Regions from separate parts of the Homo sapiens genome. Here region 2 is linked to region 1. Evidence: chromatin contacts called from ENCODE Hi-C or POLR2A ChIA-PET data. All regions are on one chromosome and are shown on one strand. Each heading gives the region's core, a stretch centred on a gene start or an enhancer-like site at or near the end of the contact. The rest is flanking DNA. Distances are from core to core; before and after follow the strand shown. Region 1 has its middle 30 kb from the start of PFKP-DT. Region 2 overlaps PFKP (phosphofructokinase, platelet).

Region 1 (6,695 bases), core at 1,130-3,629:
GTGGAGGTTGCAGTGAGCCATGATCATGTCACTACACTCCAGCCTGGGTGACAGAGTGAGACTCCGTCTCAAAAACAAACAAACCAAAAAAAAAAAAAGAAAGAAATAGAAAACTGACTGCATATCAAGAGGTCCTTAAGAATAACAGCAGAGGCTGTGCTGCAGCCCATGGCCCACGAGCCCAGGGAGGCACAGCCCTGGTGCCATGGACAAATAGGCAGATGGCGTCTCTCTCAGTGTCCTTGTCCAGTGAGTGGGAACACTATGGCACTTTCCTCATGAGGTTATTAGGATGATTACGTAAATTAGAAATGCTAAAGGGCTTGGCGTGGTGCCTGGCACACAGCACAACACTTACAAAAAAAAAATCAGTAAAATAGAAATGTCAGTACAAGAGACAATGCTCACATTGGGATCATGTTACTGAGACCTAGTATTTGCCAGTACCAAACTTCTTTAGGAGAAGATCCCCAGACTGACCAATAGGATTCTAAGTTAGGTCATATTAGGATCTGCCCAGGACTTGCTGGATGTAATTAGTAAAGGTGACCAACTTGGGAGAACAAAAGGTTGTTCGTGGACATTCTTTTACCTTCTATAATAGATAAAGCCTTGTGTTCCTCAGTGCACCCACAGAACTCTTGTGAAAGGAGACTTTAAGGATATAAATTATCTTCTGGATCAAGCATGACTGATTTTTAGAAAAAAGTTTCAACGATGTAAAGGTCAGACATTCATGGTATTCTTGTTCAACAAAGTAGACGCTGAGATACAGTGAAGAGGTATTGTTGGAAGTTCCTCTTTATTGCTATATTATTTTAAATAGTTTTAATAAGAAAATTTGAGGAAACTGAAGTAGTCAAATGAGTCAAAATGCCCGAGTCTTCTGAAGATTAGGAAATCCATGATTCAGGAAAAATAGTGACCCTAATTATTCTCCAGTGGTTTTGGTTCAGCAGTTAATTCCATTTCTCACTGCGATTAAAATAGCTAAAGCTGACAACATGTGCTTTGCATGCCAACTATCTCAACTTCCCCTTCTACAAAAGTAAAACAACCCAAAATTAATAAACAGCAACATTCCAGTGTCCTTCACGATAACATTGAAGCCTGCCCCCTCCTTTAACAGTAACATTGATTGCTCCTATGTCTTGGAGCGTCTTTTCTTAAAAAAAAATTTTAAAAAAAAGTTTGAGTCAAGTCATTCATTTACACATCTGTAGGGGGACTTTTCCTTTCCTTCCACCTCAGTATTTATGGGCCTAATTTATCTATAAACATAGGGACCTCATATCCAGAGAGAACTCCCAGCACCAAAAGATATTCATCAGGATTCAGCATCATCTCACGGAGCTCATTCCAAGAGCTCGGAGTCTTCATTAATTCATTCCCTCTCCAAAGCAAACGTTGTCTTCATTCGATGAAGAGAAACACTTAGGACTGAGTAACGATGGTTGTGAAAAATAAAGCAGCATCCTTATGTATTCGTCTGCTCTCACACTGCTAACAAAGACAGACCCAAGACTGGGTAATGTATAAAGCAAAGAGGTTAAATGGACTTACAGTTTCACGTCGCTGGGGAGGCCTCAGAATCATGGCGGAAGCTGAATGAGGAGCAAAGTCATGTCTTATGTGGCGGCAGGCAAGAGAGCATGTGGGGGGGACGTCCCCTTTATAAAACCATCAGATCTCGTGAGACTTACTGTCACGAGAACAGCACGGGAAAGAACCCTCCCCCATTTTTCAATTACCTCCCACCAGGTCCCTCCCATGACACATGGGGATTATTGCAATTCCAGGTGAGATTTGGGTGGGGACACAGAGCCAAACCATATCACCTCATGTACCACAACACCCTTAGTCAGGAATCTTAAAGACCAATTTCTTAAGGTAGTTTTTAACCTGATGTTTTATATTCCTTGACACCACATCCTTCACTGCTAGATAATGTCAACCCAGTATTTTCAAAGCAATTCATTTAAGTCAAGCTTCATGAAAACAACAACTATACTGGAACAATTGTTTCCTAGTAGTCAATAGAATATGAGCTATAAAGATATTAAGTAGATTCTGATCCCATTCACTCTGTTTCTCTCAGAAAAAGATCAGTGAGAACTTTCTCTTTGGATCAGCCAGGAATGCTCTCTGCTGATGACATTTTTGTCTAAACCCCACTCAATTCTCAGACCTCGTCCACCCTGAAATATCTGCTTCTCCTTTCAAGATATTTATTTCAACATTTAATTGTTGCTTATAAACTTATTCAAGGTATGGTCTGCATATCCAGGGATGAATGCTGAGCTGTGTAACTCCCCTGCCAGCCCTGAGTAGTTTTGGAATTATGCTTCTCTAACCCGGGCATACTTGTCCTGTGTTCCCCGTAGGCGGTTTGTTTTCATCTCTCTACCATGGCAATGAGGGTGGTGTTTTAGGCTCACTTTTACCAGGAAATCACTTTCTAGTGAGAAGAGGAACTGAAAATGAATCCTTCGTTTTAGTAGCACCATGATGTGCCTTCTGTGATAACATTAGACTCCTCTCTCTGTCTCTTTCTTTCACACACACATATACACTCATACACACACACACCAGTACTACCAGGAACATTTAATCATTTCAAGCTCAATGTCACACGGGTTAAACATTATGAGAAGACGTCTAAGACTCCATGATTACCTTTACATATTGGCTGACCAGATGTATAATGGGAAGCATTCAGTGGAGGATTTTATGTGACATGATTGCCTTAGCATCACAAAAGAGAGTTTCAACCTACACCATGATGGATAGCTACTTGTGTCTTCATAGTGCAACACCATCTGTGCAGGGAAATGGTCCACTTCAGAGAGAGATTTTTCAGCAAATTTGAAATGTAAGATTCTGAAGAAAAACATTGTTCTGCATTTACAAATTACTCATACTGTGCATTCATTATAATGAAGCCATGGCTGTGTAAGGTACTTCCTGCTAAAGGAGAATATTTTGTATGAATATGTTATCTTATAAACCCTTAAGCAAGAAGGACCCATTTTGTTCCCAAAGCAAATATTTCGATGCATAAGATACAGAGGCACACAGTCTCTAGCCTTAAATGTTTCTGTTTGAATTTGATAGTTCGTAGGGTACCCATGTTTCCACAGCATACAGAATGTGTGACATATATACTTCTAGTTTGGTTTGCACATATTTCCCTACTAAAGAAAGGAATACTTGTTGGAGAAGTGTCTTATAATGAACGTTTTTATTCTTATTTAGGCATGGTGAAGCCAATATGTCAGGAGACAACCATCATTTAAAAGGTAGTTTGTTACTTTCAGTGTCTAAGAGGAGGGTGTACACCAAGCCTGGCAGGAGGGTACCTGGGGAGGCACCACGGTAGGTCAGGAGGCAGAAGGGGTTGGGGAGAAACATGGGCCAGAGCCTCCCTTGTGGTTTCCCTGGGAAGGAATGGAGAGGCAGAGTGACAGGCTTGGGGTTGGCTGATTTGAATCAGTTCAGAGGCTCCGGACACGGTAGCTATCCCTGCTTGTCTGGCACCTGGCATTGGGGTGCAGGGCAGGTGGATGGCAGCCTTGGAGCATAAGAGCCCAGTGAAAGAGATGGTTGGGGGTATTGCCTCTGGATTGGTTGGTTTGCATCCGAAAGGTGAGTTGTTTGGTCTCCAGGAATGAGTAACCCTGGGAGGGGTGTTCCTCCAGAGTCCACAGACCCCAAGATGTCAAAGCATCACAATAAGAAGGTGCATTTAATACAAGAAGGATGAGCACATGAGCTGGCATCTATGGTGGTCATATCCCTTCGGAGCATTAGATAACAAGTCTTCAAGAAAGGAGGAGAAAATGGACTTCAGGGAATGGTAAATATGCGTGAACAATACACTAGCTCATGGCTAGGGAAACACAGGAGGAGGAAAATGTGGGAAAACAGCAGTTCAGGAGAGTGGAAGTGTCCCTAATGATGTGACAGGCTAGGATATTTCCGGCTCTGGAATATCCACCTGGCTTCAGAACTGAGGCTGATAACAGTAGCCACAAGTACCAAATATTGAAAAATTAAAAATATATACTTTTCTTAGCCATTCCATAAGAATAAGAGAAGGGGCCGGGCACTGTGGCTCATGCCTGTATTCCCGGCACTTTGGGAGGCCAAGGTGGGCAGATCACGAGGTCAGGAGTTTGAGACCAGCCTGACCAACATGGTGAAACCTCATCTCTACTAAAAAAAAAAAAAATTAAAAAATTAAAAAATTAGCCACGCATGGTGGCGCACACCTGTAATCCTAGCTACTCAGGAGGCTAAGGCAGGAGAATCGCCTGAACCTGGGAGGCAGAGGTTGCAGTGAGCCAAGATCGTGCCACTGCACTCCAGCCTGGGTGACAGAGTGAAACTCCATCTCAAAAAAAAAAAAAAAAGAAGTAAAGTTAGATCATGAATAAAAGATTGGCAGCCAAATACCTTCTGTTTAAATAGAGATAAGCCTGAAATTGTGGTTTATTATAAAAGCTTCATTTATCAGAATTGAGATGCTGCAGAATGACTCTTCTAGAATTGCCAACTTAGATTCATAATTTGTGTCCAGAGTCCACGATGAACCTTCCTGGGGGATGGAGGGGGCATGAGGAACCTGGCCTTGGAACCAGAGAGCATGCAGGCTTCCATCCTGTCCCCTCCAGCACCACCATATGACCACTTGAAAGGCACTTACCTCCCTGATCCTCAGCACGTGGGCCCGGAACTCCAACCTTTTAAGACCCTTATGAGGCTTAAATGAGATCACACACATAAATCCTGCAGACCATGCCTTGCACCCAGAGTGTGCCTCCACACACTTCAGCTCTGTTCATATGACAAAAACATAATCCTATAATCCTCACAAAATTACCCATGTCTTCTTAACTATAAACCTGATACATTTCTCAGGGGATAAGCAGAATAACCTAGCAAAAAAGGGGTCACAGTAAAGGTTAATGGAACAGCCCAAAGTCAAAGCCAGTGGAGCTACAAGACATGAACCCCTAAGGAGAAGAGCAGTTACAATGTGTGTGCCTCTGTGCAAGTCATTTTACACATAGCAAACTCAACAAATTGGTTACTGTGGAAGGAAATCGAAATGCTTCTAAAAACCAAAAAAACAAACATAAATAAAATGTGAAAGACGGCACCAGAAATCATCCATGTATTTTGCTGCTGATATGGTTTGGCTGTGTCCCCACCCAAATCTCATGAATTGTAGCTCTCATAATTTCCATGTGTTATGTGAGGAACTGGTGGGAGATGATGGAATCACGGCGGGGAGGTTTCCCCCATAATATTCTCGTGGTAGTGAATATGTCTCATGAGATCTGATGGTTTGATAAGGGGTTTCCCCTTTCGTTAGGCTCTCATTTTCTCTTGTCTGCCACCATGTAAGATGTGCCTTTAGCCTTCCACCATGATTGAGAGGCCTCCCCAGCCACATGGAACTGTGAGTCCATTAAACCTCTTCTTCTTTATGTTACCCAGCCTGATAAAGGTGTGTCTTTATTAGCAGTGTGAAAATGGACTAATACAGCTGCCTAAATGTAAAGATATATGTACTAGACTTTATAGAGAGGCAGAAACAAATTCAAAGTAGCTAAAAGAAATTCTGCTCATTCATGAAGTCAAAGAAATTATCCAGTTCTCTGAGGACCGTGAAATCTGGATGAATTTTTCCTTTTCGTGATAATTTTCTAACATTGGCCATTTTATATTAATATAAAATACATGTTTAACATTTTAACATCTCCATCTCAGGATGCAACTTACAATCAGAGACTTCTTTCTTTCTGACTGATACATAAAATAGTGGTGTGTCAAAGTAGATAGAATTTAAGATTCAATTGAAAGCTGTTTTACTGGCATAACCCATAAATGAAGAAAGACAAATGAAAAGTAATGCCAAGTAGGGCTGGACGCAGTGGCTCACACCTGTAATCCCAGCACTTTGGGAGGCTGAAGCTGGTGGATCACCCGAAGTCAGGAGTTCGAGACCAGCCTGACCAACATGGAGAAACCCTGTCTCTACTAAAAATACAAAATTAGCCAGGAGTGGTGGCACATGCCTGTACTACCAGCTACTCGGGAGGCTGAGGCAGGAGAATCGCTTGAACTCAGGAGGCGGAGGTTGTGGTGGGCTAAGATCATGTCATTGCACTCCAGCCTGGGCAACAAGAGTGAAGCTTCGTCTCAAAAAAAAAAAAAAAAAAAGGAAAAAAGAAAAGGAAAGTAATGCAAAATAAATTGAAACTGCAGCCAAATTTCCTTAGAAAGCTATTATTATCATAGGTTTAAAAAGAACATGATCCAGTCAAAAAGAAAGAGGAAGAAGATAGGAGAACTTATGTCAAGACATATTACAAACACTAAAATAACCAAGGGGATGTGGTATTGGAGAAAGGATGGACACATTGATCAATGGTAGACAGTACAAAAATAGACTCACACTTAAAACAGTCAATTTTTAACACAGATGCAAAGGCATTTGATAGAATAAGGATAGTCATTTCAACAAATGGTTCTAGAACATGGCAGCATGTGCATTGCATATAGAAAGAAAGAAAAAGAAAGAAAGAAAGAAAAGAAAGAAAGAAAGAAAAAGAAAGAAAGAAAGAAAGAAAGAAAGAAAGAAAGAAAGAAAAGAAAGAAAGAAAAGAAAGGAAGGAAGGAAGAAAGAA
Region 2 (6,695 bases), core at 3,432-5,931, 55 kb after region 1:
TAGCCGGGAGTAGGGAGTGATTTACCCCCTTAGGACGTTTACCAGTGTTTGGAGGCATTTTTTGATTGTGCCATTATTGAAAGGATTGCCCCTGGAATGTACTGGGGAGAGGCCAGTGATGCTACCGCACATCCTACGATGGACAGGACCACACCCCACAAAGAATGGTCCAGACCCAAATGTTGGTAGAAACAAGGCCGAGGGACCCTGCACTAAACCAAGCGCACACTGTGTTTGGTTTGAATGTTGTTAGCTGGGGAGGGGTGGGGAGTGAGGCCGAGGGGAGTGTGAGGGCCTAATCTTGGATGCAGTCCCTGGCCCACTTTAATCTCTCTTGATGTAAGGGTTGTGTTTTTGTGGCGATTGTCGGGTGTCTGATTTTTATTGGTCACTGTGTGCTGTAGTCGCCCGTCTGTTTCCTGGTGGGATTCAGATGTCCTCAGACCTGTGCCTGCTGTCTGTGTGGTATGTACCAGAATTAAGGAGTTGGTATGGAACACACTGGGAGGCCTACCCCAGAGGCCCTGGGCTTTCTCTGATGTTTGTTTGTTTTTGAGACAGAGTCTTGCCCTGTGTCGCCCAGGCTGGAGTGCAGTGGTGTGATCTCAGCTCACTGCAACCTCCACCTCCCAGGTTCAAGCGATTCTCCTGCCTCAGCCTCCTGAGTAGCTGGGATTACGTGCCTGGCTAATTTTTGTATTTTTGGTAGAGACGGGGTTTCAACATGTTGGCCAGGCTGGTCTTGAACTGCTGACCTCAAGTGATTCACCTGCCTTGGCCTCCCAAAGTGCTGGGATTACAGGTGTGAGGCACCTCACCTGGCTCAGAGGCCCTGGGCTTTCTTGGGAGGTAAAACCCATATGTTCTCTCTGTCTCAGCTGGGAGGGCTGGGGCTCTGAGGCCCATCCATGTGACTCCATGGCCGCAGGTGCTGTCTGGACGAGGTCTGGACAACCTTGTCTGGCGGGGACAGCGCCTCTTCCTGCCCCTGCCCTCGGTGGGGAAGGAGGGGTTCTGACTCTGAGATCTCATTTCCTTTAGGGAAATTCACGGAATTTCTGCAATTCTTCTGCTGAGATGTGGCCAAAATAAATCCTTGTGTGCAAATGGTGTTTTGGGGGAATTCTAATTTTTATGATAACTTTTATAGTAAGTGGCACCTTCGAAGCTGTCTAGGAGCAGAGCTGAATGGACTGTTTATGAATTTTGGCACAAAGAATGATCAGGCTTTTGGAATTATCTTACTGAGGAAGATAGGAGCAGCCTGGGGATCAGCTCATTTGAGCCCAAATTTCCTCTCTGGCACCCTCCCCACCTGCCCCAGAAGGTGGGAAATCCTAGTGAACGGGTCCATTTCTTCACCTTCCTCCAGTGTAGCCCAGGCACCTACCTCTGGGCGTCTTGGGAACATAAATTCTCATGGACCCTCAGACCGCCAGGACTTTGTATGAGTGGTGGGTTCTATAACCAGCTGTAGCAATAAATGTTGAATCCATTTATGGTATCATCATTTTGCTGTTACAGATATAAAAATCCTGTATCTTTCATTCTTTTTTTTTTTTTTTTTTTTTTACATTATACTTTAAGTTCTAGGGTACATGTGCACAACGTGCAGGTTTGTTACCTATGTATACATGTGCCATGTTGGTTTGCTGCACCCATTAACTCGTCATTTACATTAGGTATATCTCCTAATGCTATCCCTCCCCCCTCCCCCCACCCCACAACAGGCCCCGGTGTGTGATGTTCCCCTTCCTGTGTCCATGTGTTCTCATTGTTCAATTCCCACCTATGAGTGAGAACATGTGGTGTTTGGTTTTTTGTCCTTGCGATAGTTTGCTGAGAATAATGGTTTCCAGCTTCATCCATGTCCCTACAAAGGACATGAACTCATCCTTTTTTAATGGCTGCATGGTATTCCATGGTGTATATGTGCCACATTTTCTTAATCCAGTCTATCACTGATGGGCATTTGGGGTGGTTCCAAGTCTTTAATTCTAAGATAGAAAACACACTAAAATCTGTGAGTGTTTTCCTAACTGGGCAGCAAAGCCCCGGCTGACCTGGAGCGCGTTGCCTGGGGGTGATCCCGTCACCCAGCCGAGGTGACGGCTCCCACCTCTCTTTGCAGGGGTGGGTTTGATGCCGTGCACTCCCAAGGGCCCAGAGTATGGGTGCAGTAACACTCACTGCTTTTTAAAACATTTTTTATTTTTAATTATTATGGATACATAATAGTTGTACCTATTTATGGGGTACATGTGATTTTTTTAAAATTTATTTTATTGAAGTAAAATATGCATATATCATTTACCATCTTTACTATTTGTGGGCATAGAGTTCAGAAATATAGTCTTCTTCCCTTTTATCCTTGCTTTTCCCCACCCCTCCCCTTCCATACCTCTGATAATTGCAGTTCTCGTCTCTATGAGATCAACTCTGTTAGCTCCCACGTATGAGTGAGAACAGGCAATGTTTCTCTTTTTATGCCTGGCTTATTTCTTATTTCTTTTTCCATACAGAGTTTTGCTCTGTTGCCCAGGCTGGAGTGCAATGGCCCAGTCTTCGCTCACTGCAACCTCTGCCTCCCGGGTTCAAGCGATTCTCCTGCCTCAGCCTCCTGAGTAGCTGGGATTACAGGCACCCACCACCACGCCTGGCTAAATTTTTTTATTTTTAGTAGAGATGGGGTTTCACCATGTTGGCCAGGCTGGTCTCAAACTCCTGACCTCAGGTGATCCTGCCCTCCTGGGCCTCCCAAAGTGCCGGGATTACAAGCATGAACCACCACGCCCATATGCCTGGCTTATTTCACTTAACAGTAAAGCACTTTCATCCCCATTGCCACAAATGATGGGGTTTTCTCCTTTATGGGTGAACGGTGTTGTGTTGTGGGCGTGCACCACGTTTTCTTTGTCCATTTATCCGCTGACGGGCGCTGATTCCACACTGGGCTGTTGTGATGGGGAGTGAATGTAGGAGTGCGGAGGTCTCTTTCTGCCGATTCCCTTTCTCGGGGTATATGCCCAGCAGTGGGGCTGCTGGCTTGTGGGGGAGTTCTATGCATGTCATAGTCTCATACAAGCATGCAATGCATCATGATAAAATCAGGGTAAGTAGCATATCCATCACCTCAAGAACAATCATCTCTTTGTGTTAGGAACACTCCAATTTTACTCTTTTAGTTATTTTGAAATATTATTTTGAATATATATTATGTATATATTATTATACATTATGTATAATATGAATTATATATGTATTATACATATCGTATACAATGTTATACATTATGTATAACATTATTATATATTATTAAACATTATTATACATTATTAACTGTAGTCGCTCCATAGTATCACTCATCCCTGGATTTTATTCCTTCTATCTCAAACTGTTTTTTACCCATTAACCATCCTTCTTTACACCCCTGCTTCCTTCTACTTTTCCCAGCCTCTGGTAACCATCATTCTGTTCTCTGTCTCCACGAGATCAATCCTAACTCTGTCTTCATGAGATCAATTTTTTATTTAAGCTTAAATGTATGAGTAAGAGATTGCAGTATTTGTCTTTCTGTGCCTGGCTTATTTCACCTAATTTCTGCCTGTTCCATCCATGTTGCTCAGAATGACAGGATTCATTCTTTTTTATTGGCTGAATAATATTCCATTGTGTATCAAGATGTGGAATCAGTCTAAGTGGCCATCAGTGGGTGCGTGGATAAAATGTGGCGTATATACGCAATGGAATATTTTTAAGCCATTAGAAAACCTGCTTTTTAAAATCCCAAGTCTTCTGAGTCCTGGCCTGCCTCTCAGACCTGGGTTTTGGGTGAGCCATCGTGGGCCTGCAGGACGTACTGCAGTGACTGTGGATGCATAAATCAACCTTTCATTTCTGTGTGCTCATCTGTGCAGTAGAAATGGTGTTTGCCCTCCTGTCTCCCTGGTAGAAAGGACTTGGAAAAGTCTGAGACTAACGGGGCAGAGGAGCTGTTTGACTGCTTTTCAGGGATGAGACGCGCATGCCTTTGACTCCATGGGTGTGTGGCCAGGTAGGGAAACGGGGTCTGCACCTGAACACATCTATTCACAGATGGCTCTGCACTGAAGAGGCTCAGCCCCCTCCCCGGCCTGGTCTCTGCGTCATACCCACAGGCTGGGCTTCTCTCTGAGTGTCAGGGCGATGGCATCTGGGGTGGGCAATTCTTGGTGGGCGGTCCTTTGACTCTCAGGATGCGGAGCAGCACCCCTGTGTCCACCTACCCCATAGTCATGACAGTCAAAGATGTCCTTACAGTATCTCCAACATCGGCGAACGTCCTATGGGGGGAAAATCACTCTTTTGGGGGACCGCTGTTCTAGACCTATTTGGGCTCAAATTGAGGGGATATTATGTTTTATTTTTTTAAGGATGACTCAGTAATTTATCCAACAGATTTTTTTCACCTATACTCTAGTTTCTAACCTAGAGCTCTCTGGGTTACCAACAGACCAGGACAGTTAAACAGGTTACTATTAATTAAAGGGGTTTGTTTTTTCCTTCAGTAGTGCATGTGTGAAGAAAGTATTAACCTGGGAACAGTGGCGTTTCTGCTGAAAGCCTGGCCTTCATCGAGGGACCTCTGCTGTCTGGCCGCTGCTTGAGCTCCTATAAACCTGGGCCAAGCCTACGTGTGAAGCATGCCAAGCCTTGGGCTGCATTCCAGGGAGACTCGGGGAGGGTTTGCCAGTTAACCCATTCCTTTCTACCTGGTGAACCAATTGTTGCTTCTTTCTTTTTTCTCTTAAGCTAAGGTTTTTCCTTAGAAGCCTACAAATGGCTTTAGCTTCTTGGAGATGATGATACTAAGTATATCAGATGCTTTGACCCAAAGGCCATGCCCAGGGTAAACTACCCTGGCTCTGGTGGGTCCAAACCAAGCTGGGGCGAGTCAGTTGGTTAATCCAGGGCTGCCACTGTGTCTGCAGGAAACAGTCGGCTCCTTGCATTTGGTTTCATTCATGAATTTCATATCCTGTTGTTGAATATTCTTCTGCAGATTTCAGAAATTGTTCATATTATTATAGCTCTTCAAATATGACTCACTTAAGATTCTTGCCGAGCACCGTGGCTCATACTTGTAGTCCCAGTACTTTGGGAGGCTGAGGCGGATGGATCCTTTGAGGTCAGGAGTTAAAGACCAGCGCGGCCAACATGACGAAACTCCGTCTCTACTAAGAACACAACAGGTAGCTGGGCGTGGTGTAATCCTTGGAAGGCTGAGGCTTGAACTCAGGAGGTGGAGGTTGCAGTGAACCTAGATTGCGCCACTGCATTCCAGCCTGGGTGACAGAGCGAGACTGTGTCAAAAAAGAAAAAGAAAAAAGTCTTTTATCTTAATTTTTTGTTTGTTTTAAAGTTTGGTTCTGCTCTAGACAGCTGTTTGTAAACAATATCAGAGCTGTCTTTGTCATAGTCCACACCCTAAAGAAAGGCTAGGAATAATTCTGATCATTTTATCGCTAGTTTTTTCCATGATTAAAAATAACACATTCAAAAGGTGTCAGATAAGTGATGCCTTTTTATGTTGAAAGGATAAAGGGTGTTGGTACAGCATCAGCATCCAGCCTCTGGTCTTCCCAGATGTGCTGCCATGGAGCCTGTGCCACCTGACCCCCGCCACCGGCCCCCAAGCTTAGCTCAGGTGCCCGAGGGTCTCCATCTCCCCATGGCCCCCGGTCAGCAGCCCTGTCCCTGCACCCAGACTGGCCAACCCTTCTGAGCTTGAAATATCAGCATGTGATCTTAGCTTCCCTTGTTTCAGCCCTGAGCATTACAGCTTGACTTACTATACCAATAAACAAACCATTAACTTATCAATGAATTGATTGGCATCATGCTTCCCTTCTTTAGTTGGTCTCGTGGAGGTAGAGAGGAGGATGTAGATAGCAGAGGCTGGGAAGGGGGTGTGGACAGGAGGGGATGCAGAGAGGTGGATGGGTGCAAACATATGCTTAGATAGGAGTAGGTTCCAGTGTTGATAGCGGAGTAGGCTGGCTGTGTTAGCAACAGCGTATTATATTAATGTATTTCAGAGCAGCTGGGGGAGAGGACTGGAAATGTTCTGAATGGGTTGAAGTTAAAAATACCCAGGGTGACAGACACCCCAGTACCCTAATTTGGTCATTACAGGTTCTGTGCATGCAACAGATACTCACATGTACCCCACAAATATGTAAAATTATATGTGTCAATAAAATTGAAAAAATATGGGGGAAAAAAACCTTTCCCTTCCTGATAGAAACCCTTCATTCTTCATTAGCCATAGGAAATATTTCTTTTGGGTTAAAATGAAGCTCCTGCTTTTACAATTTTTAAAGTGAGAAATCTCACACTTGTGACCCAAAATAAACACCTTTTCCCCAGAAGTGCTGGTGCTCCCCTGTCTGAGGAAAGGGGTGTGGGGGACCTCTCCTAATCTGGAGGATGCCTGAGCTGCTGGGATGTGTAGATGGGGGTGGCCACGGAAGCCTGAGCTCCTGGGATGTGTGGATGGGGGTAGGGGGGTGGCCATGGAAGCCTGAGCTCCTGCTCCTGGGATGTGTGGAAGGGGGTGGCCACAGAAGCCTGAACTCCTGGGATGTGTGGATGGGGGTGACCACGGAAGCCTGAGCTCCCGCTCCTGGGATGTGTGGAAGGGGCTGGCCGTGGAA

What was found. Hi-C counts contacts between places; a loop is a spot of excess contacts on that map. ChIA-PET counts read pairs that join two places held with the same protein, here RNA polymerase II (POLR2A). Pooled maps may share reads with other maps.
Region 2: a loop to region 1 is called in a pooled map, with 2.7 times the contacts of the local background. The contact joins two enhancer-like sites. A Hi-C loop is called at or near these places in 6 of 168 maps with a recorded cell type or tissue (PC-9, aorta, ascending aorta and 3 more) and 10 of 50 pooled maps. POLR2A ChIA-PET finds 5 or more read pairs at or near these places in 9 of 52 experiments (A549, AG04449, AG04450 and 6 more).

Annotation. Positions count from the first base shown.
Region 1 is chr10:3,033,897-3,040,591 of GRCh38, forward strand. No RefSeq gene overlaps it. Among named protein-coding and RNA genes, the nearest start is that of PFKP-DT, 30 kb to the right of the region's middle. Within about 2 kb of position 2,380, at least 2 of the 41 ENCODE cell types and tissues checked have a DNase peak (open chromatin) inside an H3K27ac peak, as active enhancers do.
Region 2 is chr10:3,086,435-3,093,129 of GRCh38, forward strand. The region is part of intron 2 of PFKP (phosphofructokinase, platelet); the gene reads left to right. Among named protein-coding and RNA genes, the nearest start is that of PFKP, 22 kb to the left of the region's middle. RefSeq lists enhancers at 4,237-5,436, 4,917-5,116, 5,971-6,695. Within about 2 kb of position 4,682, at least 20 of the 41 ENCODE cell types and tissues checked have a DNase peak (open chromatin) inside an H3K27ac peak, as active enhancers do.